4 separate regions of the Homo sapiens genome follow, and all the other regions are linked to region 2. A link is a contact called in ENCODE Hi-C or POLR2A ChIA-PET data. All regions are on one chromosome and are shown on one strand. The core of a region is the stretch at or near the end of the contact, and the rest is flanking DNA. Distances in the headings are between cores, read along the strand shown.

Evidence for each region. Hi-C counts contacts between places; a loop is a spot of excess contacts on that map. ChIA-PET counts read pairs that join two places held with the same protein, here RNA polymerase II (POLR2A). Pooled maps may share reads with other maps.
Region 1: a loop to region 2 is called in a pooled map, with 6 times the contacts of the local background. The contact joins the promoter of CREBZF here to the promoter of MRE11 in region 2. A Hi-C loop is called at or near these places in 1 of 168 maps with a recorded cell type or tissue (CD8-positive, alpha-beta T cell) and 3 of 50 pooled maps. POLR2A ChIA-PET finds 5 or more read pairs at or near these places in 1 of 52 experiments (GM12878).
Region 3: a loop to region 2 is called in a map of CD8-positive, alpha-beta T cell, with 7 times the contacts of the local background. The contact joins the promoter of TMEM126A here to the promoter of MRE11 in region 2. A Hi-C loop is called at or near these places in 1 of 168 maps with a recorded cell type or tissue (CD8-positive, alpha-beta T cell) and 2 of 50 pooled maps. POLR2A ChIA-PET finds 5 or more read pairs at or near these places in 1 of 52 experiments (GM12878).
Region 4: a loop to region 2 is called in a map of CD8-positive, alpha-beta T cell, with 10 times the contacts of the local background. The contact joins the promoter of EED here to the promoter of MRE11 in region 2. A Hi-C loop is called at or near these places in 2 of 168 maps with a recorded cell type or tissue (CD8-positive, alpha-beta T cell and naive thymus-derived CD4-positive, alpha-beta T cell) and 5 of 50 pooled maps.

Annotation. Positions count from the first base shown.
Region 1 is chr11:85,663,841-85,666,540 of GRCh38, forward strand. It overlaps CREBZF (CREB/ATF bZIP transcription factor), which reads right to left and starts at 1,289. Exons shown (of 1, transcript NM_001039618.4): 1 at 1-1,289. The coding sequence starts at 1,035. RefSeq lists enhancers at 1-152, 263-552, 823-872.
Region 2 is chr11:94,492,594-94,495,478 of GRCh38, forward strand. It overlaps MRE11 (MRE11 double strand break repair nuclease), which reads right to left and starts at 1,251. Exons shown (of 20, transcript NM_005591.4): 1 at 1,198-1,251; 2 at 189-313. The coding sequence starts at 208. It overlaps ANKRD49 (ankyrin repeat domain 49), which reads left to right and starts at 1,391. Exons shown (of 3, transcript NM_017704.3): 1 at 1,391-1,442. RefSeq lists an enhancer at 1,601-1,690.
Region 3 is chr11:85,646,680-85,649,429 of GRCh38, forward strand. TMEM126A (transmembrane protein 126A) reads left to right here and starts at 1,288. Exons shown (of 5, transcript NM_032273.4): 1 at 1,288-1,410. RefSeq lists enhancers at 1,049-1,098, 1,269-1,538.
Region 4 is chr11:86,243,404-86,246,258 of GRCh38, forward strand. It overlaps EED (embryonic ectoderm development), which reads left to right and starts at 1,350. Exons shown (of 12, transcript NM_003797.5): 1 at 1,350-1,940. The coding sequence starts at 1,827. RefSeq lists enhancers at 803-1,333, 1,334-1,862.

The DNA.
Region 1 (2,700 bases), core at 39-2,538, 8.8 Mb before region 2:
GGCGCACGCCGAGCAGAACTCCACCGACACCTTATCCTTGTCCACATGGAGACAGACTCCTCCCGCCGAGTCGTCCTCTTCCAGCAGGTCCTGCTTCTGCTTTCCCACCGGCAGAGCGTAGTCGTGGTCACCGGCGGGCGAGTCTCTGAAGAGCGAGGTGGTCAGCCGCAGTCCCACGCCGCTCAGCCGGCTCAGCAAGCGAGCCAGTCCAGTCTCGTTGGCTAAGACTGCCCGTAGGTAGCGACTCTCCTCCTGCAGTGCCTGTACGCGTTTGCCCAGCTCCCGATTCTCGGCCCGCAGCTCCTGGTTCTCGGCTGCCAGACCCCGGACTCGACTCTCCAGCCCCATCACGTACTCCTTCTTCTTCAGTCGATTAAGGCGGGCAGCGGCCGCCGCCGCCTTCCGGGGACTCTTTGTCGCCGCCTGGTTGTTGTCGTTACCGCTGCCGCCACCGCCGCCTCCTCCTGGGGACTTTCTCCGCCTCTTTTCGGCGCTGCCACTGTCACTGCTGCTGCTGCAGCCTCCGATACCGTTTAACAGCCTTTGCAGCAGGTCAGAGAAGCGCTGCATTTCAGCAGCCGCGGCCTCATCGTCATCGTCCCCTCTCCACAGGCCGCCGCTATCCGAGCCTCCGCCAGACGAGGAGAGAGGCCCCGGCGAGCTAAGCCCGGGGTCCAGGTGCCAGTCCGGTTGCCTGGGGTCCAGGAGATCCGCCAGTTCCAGCCCAGACAGAAAGTCCATATCCTCCGTCTCTTCCCCCGGGAGGCTGGCGATCGCCTCCTCCTCCATCTCCTCGGGGGAGGGCGCGCGCACGGCCACGCCGCCGCGGCTCCCCCTCCCGGCTTCCAACTCTCCTTCGTCGCCAAACTGCTGCTTGCGGCCGGGAGATCCGGCCGCCGCCGTCTCCTCCTCCCCCGCTGCAGCCCGGGTCAGGTCAGAGGGCAGCGAACAAGTTGCAGCCGGCTCCGGGCTCTCACTGCGGGTTGGGGAGTTGCTGCCCGAGGCTGCCAGCAGCTTGGTCAGGCTATGCCTCATGAGGGCCAGCGGCGGGCCGCGGTAGGCCCCGGCCGCTAAGAGTGGGCCTCACGGGCCCCAAGGATCCCAGGCCCCAGGGCGGGTAGCCCCCGGCACTGGCCGAAACGAAATGCAGGGAAAGGTCCGAGTCGCCTCCCGCCTCACTTGGCTAGTCGACCCCCCGCGCCAAGGCGCGGGGAGGGACGGGAGAACGAAGCGGTGAGGCCCTGCGATGACTCGACCGCGCCACCCAGACAACGGCGTAGCCGGAAGTCAGTGGTTTTCGCCCCAGTCCCGCCCACCGCGTTTCGCGCGCCACCAGGCCGTAGTGTCGCGAGATTTCAGGGTGCTTTAGAGTGGGAATAATTCCAGCTTTCTAGTGATGTCATAATAACAGCGGCAAAAATAACAAGTCTCTAGATTTATCCACCCTAATTCAATACCACCCAATACCCAGACTCAACAGTTCAACACAACATTTTGCTATATTTGCTTTATCTTTACATAAATGCTTGTAAATTTTTTTTTTGCTGAATCATCCTAAAGTTGCAGATGAGACACCACACCCCTGCGTACTTCAGTGTGCATCTCTAAAAATAAGGACTTTTTTTTCATAATCATAATACTATTACCAAGTCTTCAGAAAATTAACAATCGTTTACTAATACTATTTAATACCTGGGCCATACTAGATGTCCTCAGTTGGATAATGGATATGCTAGTTACCCTAACCTGATCACTACATTCCATATGTATAGAAATATCACTATGTACCCAATGAATATGACAGTTATTATTTGTCAATTAAAAAAAATTAAAACCAAAGCAAAATGAATGTAGAATACAACATTGCTTACAAAAATTGTCTTCAGTTGTTCTTGCCATTTTTGTAAGTAGATGTTTTCACTTGAGCCAAAATCCAATCAGTACTGACTTACTGCATTTGGGTAACAAACAAACAAAAACTCTGACAAATAGAGCCAGGAAAGGCTATGAAGAGAGGGTACTCATGCTTGTATGCCTGAAAACAAAGACTGTAAAAACCACAACGTTGCACAAAGACCATCACGACCTTATACAAAACCTCTGCAAGGATGTCTGCCCAGAAACTGCCTGTCCAACCTTTAACTGACGTCACCCTTGTTATTGACCTTTGTAGCTAAGATAATTAGTTCAAAACAATGTGTAACCATCCTCATTTTTTTTTCCTTTAAAACTCTTTGTCTTCCTTCGTCTTCCTGAATACACACATAGTTTACTATGGCATGCGTTTTCCCACTGAAATGCTCCATTCTCAAAACATGTCTTTTATTTTAGAGACCTTTTCTGTTTGTTATTTAGGTTCACATCCCACAAGGGATTTCAGATTTGAAGCAGTTTACAAATACAGATATTTAGGTTCACATCCCACAAGGGATTTGAGATTTGAAGCAGTTTACAAGTACATTAGAATATAGTAAAACAAAACATTTTGAATTTTTAAAAAGCAAGGCCAATAAAAGATGAACTAGGAAGAGAAGGATTTCTGAAAGGGGAAAAGGTTAATCTTGGAATTGGATGGATGCAATATCTTACTCAGTTGTTTGAATTGGGCTAAAAATTGTTTCCTGACAGCCCAAACAAAAAAAGAGAAATGAATTTTCCTTTGTTCATGAGTAAAATATACATGAATTCTTTAACTGCTCT
Region 2 (2,885 bases), core at 1-2,500:
TTAGCTTCCAGTTAACAAACAGATAAATATTTAAAACATTCCAAATACCCTTTTTGATGACTAATATTTCTGTTCATAAACAGGTTCCTTATTTACTGCTTATTAAATAAGTTTTCTTTTACTGTGATCACAGTTGACGAGCTTTAGAAACCCCAAATAACAAGGGATTCCAGAAGTCAGGTGCTTACAGTGCATCTGCAGTACTCATTTTTATGGTCAGTCAAGCTCCTCTGGGACCAGGTTCTTCTCCAAGAACCCCTGGGTACTGTACTCAAATGTCAGAAAATGCACTCGATTCCAAATTCTAGAAATTCTAAAAACAAAATTACATCATAAAACACATTTTTTAAAAGCCTGCACGTATTTAACCAACATGATTTACGCTGCACAAGGTACAGACGTCTTAATTAGACTGGCAAATTTAGAAGTCTCATTTTCATCTAAGCACCCACTATACTTTTTTTTAATGAACTGAGCATAGAAAATAATATATCTCCAGTGTACATCCTGTTTCCTAGTTTCACCAAGATGATTAAACTCCTATTTTCCTTTCCCGTGCTCTTATGGGAAATTAATGTATGCTAAATAAATGGGCAGAAAGGGTCACATACGGTTCTGGTTCAACACACAAACAACTCTAGATGTGCAGATATTTTTAAGTTGCACGCATAGGTTACTCTGGAGAACAGAGGCAATCCTGTATTTCCTATTCAAACCCCACGATTTTTTTTAAAGGACCTGGCTAGTTTGGAAAAGGGAACGGGCCCGCGTTTAAAGCGAGTGTAAATAAACAAACACGTGGTCTGCGGAGGAACACCTTTAAGCACCAGCAGGATGACTGAAAATAGCCAGGTTTGGGGAAGAGTGGCTGCCACCGCGAGACAACCCCCACCACATCTGGAGCTCCAGATTCCGTCGGGATTCCAAGCCTCAACACGCCCTCACCGCAGGGAACCTCGGAATCAGAACGCTGAGCCCGCCAGGACCCCTCCCCTGCCCACTCGGCCCGCTCTTCCCGAGGTTCCAGTTAACTCTGGGCTTCCGCCTGGGAACCTGCAGAAACAGGAGACGAATGCGATTCCTAAATTACCCCACTGCTGGACTCTTCGAAGCCCCACAATCGCGACCCAAGGCTGTCTTCTTTTCGGGAAGAAAGGGCAGGATCCGTGAAAAGAAAACAACACGGTCTGAACTTGCCTCTGAGAACCCGCAGGGCCGTAAACCTGAATTCCGCGGGAGAGAACGGCGTCCGTTTCTCTCGCGACACTTCATGGATAACGTAGATGCTTCAAGTCCAGTTCGGCTCTCATTGGCTACCGCACGCAGTGAGGGGGCGGGGAAAGTAGCGGCGAGGCCCCGCCCTCACGCAGGAGCCAATCCTGAGCAGGCTAGGAGACGAACCCGGAAGTGAGATGCAAGGCGGCGATTTTCCCTTCTGTCAGGTGGGTTGTTATTCCCTGTCCCGGACCTCGCTTTTTGATGGACCGGCGCCATCTAAGAACTCCTGAGCCCGTGGGGGTGGGTAGCCTGTGGACACAGGCCGAGCCCTGCAGGTCAGGCCGCTTCGTGGTCCCCAGGTAGGACCGAAGCCGCTTCTCCGCTCTTGGCTGTTTGGAAGGCCGCAGGCGGAGCTCACGGGCCTGTGAGCTCCCGGCTGGTGGCAGAGTGCCGGAGCTGGATCCCCTCTCCCTCCCTCCCAGTCGCCAGACCCTCTACAGGTGTCGCCCCTAGGTCCTTGAGTTCAGCACATCTGCACTGCTTTGTGCTGAGAGCAGTAAGATGTATAGTGCAGCGAAAAATAATGTAGAACTTTTGAATTAGAACGTCTGCCCTTTCAGTTCCATTGAAGGGTCCTTGATCTAGGGCAAGTTGTTTTAATCTATCTGAACCTCCTTCACCAGTAAGGTTTATAGCCCCGCCTATCACTGAGTTGTTTGTAAGGAGTTGACATAGTTCGGATCTCTCTCAAAATAGGATATGCCCTTTAAGTTAGGAAACATACCCTGACATTCCTGATGGAATATCAGGAATATCATCATCAAGTCATCAGTTTTGTTTCTTAACTGTAAGTCGGGTAGATGCGCCTAGGCTTGGCTTTTTAAACTAAATATACCAGTAAAATTTTGTACATAATTTTTTGTATCTGGATCTGTAAACTCAAAATTTATATAAAGGGAGTTTTTATTGAAAGGAAAAGCATGTTGGGGGAGAGGGTAAGATCTGTGGTATAAGGTTACTATATTTGATATAATTACAAGTGAACTTTTATTTATTAGCATCTGTTAAGTGTTTAATGAATTGATGTATGGTCATTTTTGTGTTGCAAGGTTCAGGAATTAGTTTGAGAATCAAAGAAAAAGTGGAAGCTCCAGGAGAATTAATAAAACACAGAGCAATTCTGATTGGATATCTCTGATTCCAAGGGTGTCTCTGATTGGGTGACTGAAAAGCCGGATTGGCCTTAGGAATACTTTAGTAAAATTCTTACATTTTACAATAAAGTAACAGGACCAGAAAAGTTACTGGACATGAGTAATACATTTAAACTTGAGTTTAGTGCTATTGCCACTAGTAATAAAGTTTAATACCACATTAAGATTGTATACTGTTAAACTTGTGAGATTAGGTATCAAGAAATCAGTATCTTGGGGTTATGCCTAACTCTGGAACTTCTCAGAATCCATTCCAGGCAAAATCAAGTGACAAGACTTTAATTAAATGTAATGCTACACATACTTCTTAATGCCTTCTATAGACAAGTAGGAGATAAATATAAGTTAAATGTGGTCCTTATCTTTCAGCTTATAATCTTTTAAGGGGCTAAAACAAGAACAAAGTTAGAGGTGAAATGTAGCACCAAAAAAAGTAGAAAGCAGAAAGCGATC
Region 3 (2,750 bases), core at 38-2,537, 8.8 Mb before region 2:
AAAAAAAATCAGCTGATCAGCTGGGCGTGGTGGCACACGCCTGTAATCCCAGCTACTCTGGAGGCTGAAGCAGGAGAATCGCTTGAACCTGGAAGGCAGAAGTTGCAATGAGCTGAGATCAGGCCATTGCACTCCAGCCTGGCCGACGAGAGCAAAACTCTGTCTAAAAAATAAAAAATAAAAATAAAAAAAAGACTAGGAATTTTCCTTCTTGTACACCTTCGTGAAAATAAGTCTTTCTATTTGTGCAAGTTTAGAAACTGCAATTACAGACTTCTTGGCACTATGGAGCCTAATGGTCAAGCAACCCTGCAATGGAGAGACAGTATAAAAATTATCTGGACAATGCAACACTTTATCACTTGTTCAGAAATTTGAGAGGATGAGAATAATTAAGATTTCTGATAATGTGTTATGATCATGTATTTATTGCTACAGTTAGTTATATATTTTTTGGCACAATGTTTACCTGCTAATCTTAATGGAGTTAAGATAAAATTCAATTGTAGGCATTTTTCCCTTCTATTGGGTTAATTAGTCCAAGCGAACTGAGCAAAGGTTGCAGGGAGCCCCAGCATGGCTGAGGAAGACCTGGTGAGGCATCCACTGGCTGCTGGGAGGAGAGCATTAGAGGTACCTTCTGAACAGCACTGTCCAATAGAAATATAATGCAAGCCACATATATAATTCTAAATTTTCTAGTATTTATACTTAAAAAGCAAGAAGAAATAAGATGACTTTCACCCAACACTGCTTCCAAATAAGCAGTACTCTGGAGAACACGAGAAATCCTCAGAAAAATAAGCTGCAGCTCTGAGGTGCTGATTATGGTAGGGCAATCAATACAGATCAAAACATGGCACAGGGAGCTTAAGTTCCTAGGGAGAGTAGAAAATCGATAGAGCCAAGAAATAGCTCACCTTTGACTTATTTTTAACCTGAGTAGCTATCATATGCCAAGAGCTGTGCAGTTTTCATTTACCCCATGCCAAGAACGTAAGTAGGCTCTACTGACCAGGAAGTTAAGTAATATGCCCGAGGTACGTTTTCAATGGAAGAGGCTGACTGAGGGTCACCCAACTTATATCTCGAAATTTCACAATTTCTACAAGTTCTGTCCTGGGAGGCAAGAGTAGGTGAAACGAGCACACTCTACGCCAGGCAAACAAACCTCAACGCTTAGCCTCCCGGCACCTCCTAGGGCCGGAAGCTTCTCAGCCCAAAGCCGCTGCTGGCTGCAACCTCCGTCCCGCAGTCCAATTAGCAGCCGCGACCCGGCGCCCGCCCACGCCGCGTCACGAGTCAGCCAAAGATGGCTGCGCCCAGGTAATTTGAGCAAAGGCCACAGTGAACTCCGGCGTGGCTGAGGAAGGAGGAGGCACCCACAGGCTGCTGGGAGGAGAGCATAAGGTACTGGTATTCCGGGGGAGGGGGTGAAGTAAATGTCCCGGTGTCAGGAGAAGCACGACGCGGTGACACGCTAGCTACCAGCAGCGCTGCGCGTAAATGAGAGCAAGTAGAAGTGTAGTTAGCTCTTCCTGCTGTCTTTTCACTTTGCACTCTAGAAGGAAAGACCTTATATTTAAATTAACTCAGTAGAAAGGAGAAATGCCTGAGATTGAATTTAATCCCAGGTTTACTGTCAATTTACAAGGTGACCACGGCCAAATTTGATTTTCAGAGGTCCCACTTTACTTCTCTTTCAGATAGGCCCCACACTGCCTATCTCTCAGAGCTCTTCCAAGAATGACATGAGATAGGTAACACAAAAATCTTTCGAAATATTTGTAGTTTTTACAGGCGGCGTTGTCTTTGATAGATATTTGTTATTAATATCGGAGACAAAATGCCCACAGGGGCTGCCCAGTCAGCACTTATACTGAATTGAGTGACTTAATTGCCCTCAGTACAATATATACATACTAAATTTGATTATATATTTCACCACCCCATACACAAAATCATTCAGAGCTCCTGTACAGCAGAGATTGTGTCTTATCATCTTATCGTAGCCAAGGCCCTCAAAAATTTGACTACCAGAAACCTAGACATAAATTTCTAAGGCTGCTTTGTACTTATTAGGTTAGCTTTAAGTCTAGAGATATGGAATGTCAAGGTAATCAACATTTCCAAATGACCTCTTATCGATATAAAACAGGTAGCAATAAATATTTAAACGAGTGCCTGTAATGTTGTAGGAAATGAGAAAATCTGGTTTCATAAAAGCATGTTTTCCTTTGTTGTTATCCCTGAACTGTTTTTTTTTTTTTTTTTGTAGACCGAGTCTCGCTCTCACCCAGGCTGGAGTGCAGTGGCGAGATCTCGGCACACTGCAACCTCCACCTCCCAGGTTCAAGCGATTCTCCTGCCTCAGCCTCCCGAGTAGCTGGGATTACAGGCAGCTGCCGCCGTGCCTGGCTAATTTTTGTATTTTTAAAAGACAGGGAGTTTCACCATGTTGGCCAGGCTGGTCTCGAACTCCTGACCTCAGGTGATCCGTCTGCCTTGGCCTCCCAAGGTGCTGGGATTACAGGCGTGAGCCACTGCATCCAGCCTTTGTTTTTCTTAACTGTTACCCTGAAACCTGAGCCAAATCTTCATCATTCACCATTCCCTTCACATTTTCACCCTAACTAGTGCAGACATCAACAAACTACTGGCATGTAGGCCATATGCAGCCTATAGCTTGCCTTGGTACAGCCACCCAGCTAAGAATGATTTTTATGTTTTTATAGTTTTTTTAAAAACAA
Region 4 (2,855 bases), core at 100-2,599, 8.2 Mb before region 2:
CTCATCTCTTCTCACCAACTGAGGAGTGCTTAGTAGTGCCTGGAACATTGGAAGTACTGAACAAATGACTGCCGTCATTGAGACCTCAACTTTAATTTTTTTTCGGCTTCTTTATTTCAAAGTCTTCACTGCAGAAACCTCTCATTCTGACCTGCCTTTGCTTTACTTCCTTTTCTCATTCTCAACCAAGAGTTCTCTCTTTATCTACAAAAGAAAGAGTGACTTGCAATCTGCAGATAAGGAAACTGATGTCCTGGTTATAAAGTTATCATGCAGAAATAATTCAAGTATACTAGAATTTTATGGATGGTGCACTCTAGGTGGGTAATGAGGTCTAGAAGAGAAAAGATATACAACATCAAGCAGGTGCCCAAGAAATGGTAGGTCCCTTTCTCCCTTCCTGCCTCCTCATTTTTACAGATGAGGACATTTTTACAGAAGCCCGAATAGATAAGTAGTCACAATCATGTTCTAAGAAAAACAAAAAAAAGGTGGCGGATGCCGTATTTTATTTTTCGTCATCACTCTCCTTTTCCTGCTGCTCATTCAGTTATGGTTTCATGACCCATATAATAATTCCACAAGGCTCACCAATGTTATCTGGCACCTGCTAGAGAATAGATATAGTAACAGAGGCAAATATTTTGGTGAAGTTTAACAGTTGTGTTGCCTTCTAGAATTTCATTGTATCTGATGTGCAAAAACAAGCAAAACATTGTCGGTTAAGTATCACAATCTCATAATGGAGATGAGCACTGATTCTTAGGCCTTGGCGTAGTTCAGGGCCTATCCTTTAGCAGCTAAAAAGAGCACTTTGGCTGTAACTCATTGGAGTCTAGTCTCATAATGTTAGGATATTTCTATTTAAGTCTTAACCACTATTGGTAGCAACTGGAAGGATAATCATTCATTACAATAAATAGTCAACAGAATAAATATCCGACAAGAATTTACGAAGCGTCTAGAGTATAATTCGGTAGCGCTTTGAAATCCACCCTGGGATTCGGAAACCGGGTAGAAAACTACCTGGTTCAGCAAACGAGAATTCAAACAGAGGAGGGGCTTGGAGGAGGCGGGTTTCGACGAACCCAGCGCAAGAGTACGCCACGGCGCCTGCGCATCCCCTGACGGGTACTTTCCATTCGCCAGATGGGGGAAGCCAGGGGGAAGCAGGTTACTGTTTTTGCATTTCTATCTTCAAGGAAGAATTAGGTTATGAATAGTTCCGTGAATAGTCAGGAAGCGCTGTCCTCCAAGTTCAAGATTAAGGAAACGTGGCATGCACAGCTAAAGCAAGAGGTGACGTCTTGTATCTTCCCCCGTTTCCTGGGACATTGGTGGTGTAGCCCATTCCACAGACTTTCGCTCCCTAGCAGCGGGTCGGAGATCGAAGGAACGGGCCAATTGCGGCTGAAACGTCTTTGGAAGGAGGAAGGGGGTGAGGGAGCATCCCTTTGAGTTTCGCCTCTTCTCGAGGCGGTGGTGGGAAGGGAGACATACTTAATACTGCCCTCTTAATCCAACGGACCTTACATCGTGTAGACTGCCGGGAGGGCGGCGGGAAAAGGGCAAGACGGGAGTTGGGGAAGGGAAGGAGCCAGGAAGCCGCGCGGGAGGGCGCGCGCGCGCGCCCCTTTTTCAGCAGTGTGGCGGGGTCGCACGCACGCCCGCCTCGGCGGCTGGGCGCGATTTGCGACAGTGGGGGGGGCGGTGGAGGTGGCGGCGGCAGCGGCAACTTTGCGGCAAGCTCGGGCCGGGCTTGCTTGACGGCGGTGTGGCGGAGGCCCCGCCCCAGGCGGCAGGAACCTGGAGGGAGGCGGAGGAATATGTCCGAGAGGGAAGTGTCGACTGCGCCGGCGGGAACAGACATGCCTGCGGCCAAGAAGCAGAAGCTGAGCAGTGACGAGAACAGCAATCCAGACCTCTCTGGAGACGAGAATGTAAGTGCAGCTTCTGGCAGTTACGAGACTGCGGAGTGAAAGTTTTAAATTCTTTTAAAACGGGGGGCGCGGGGACGAGCGGGCTGCTGTGGGGGGAGGGAGAGGTGTCACTCAGGAAAACGCGGGCGTGCGGGAGAAAATTGAAATTGCCTACGGGGATTTTGATGTGGGGCCGAGAGCAAGCAGGAACTAGGCAAAGGAGAGTGGTTCTAGTGATTGCGTGGGTCTGAGAAGTCTGCCCTGAAATCAGTTTGCATGTGATGGGGAGTGTTTTGGCCTTTGGGGGGATTTAAGGGGAGAGTGCGGGTCTGAGATTCTAGTAGTTTAAAAGGCACGTTAGAGACTTTTCTAAGAAAGTTGGAAGGACGGGGCAGAGTTAGGGACCCTGTTAAAGGAGCGTAAGGGTTGTCACTCTAAGACCCTTGTGGAATTTTCAGGATGGAAAGTGATCTTCGATTTGCGGAGTTTGGGAGACTTTATTAAAGGGGGTTTTGTGTCCGCCTCCGTCCTGTCCGCGGAGACCGGGTGCGCCTGAAGGTCGCCTTTTCTGTAGGAGGAGCCGAATTGAGAGGATCGATTTTTGATTTGGGGGTGGGGAGTGACTACCTTTGAGGAAGTAAGAGTGGGTGATTTCTTCTTTGAACGTTTTTACTTAAGATAAAGGTGAGGGGGGTGGCGACCTGGAAGATTTTGGGCAACAGTGGTATAGGCAGATGTATTTAAGTGTGGGTTCCTGGCTTCGCCAAGTGCGCGATGTTTTGCAATCAGATTTTTTTAAGCTCTGAAATGGGTATTCGTAATCATTCGGTACCAACATTTAACCCAACTGAGTTTTAATTGACTCGCCAGTAAGAGCCGAATTGACATAAATAAGTTTTCAGTTTCATGTTTTAGGTTGATAACCAGTAAGGTCAA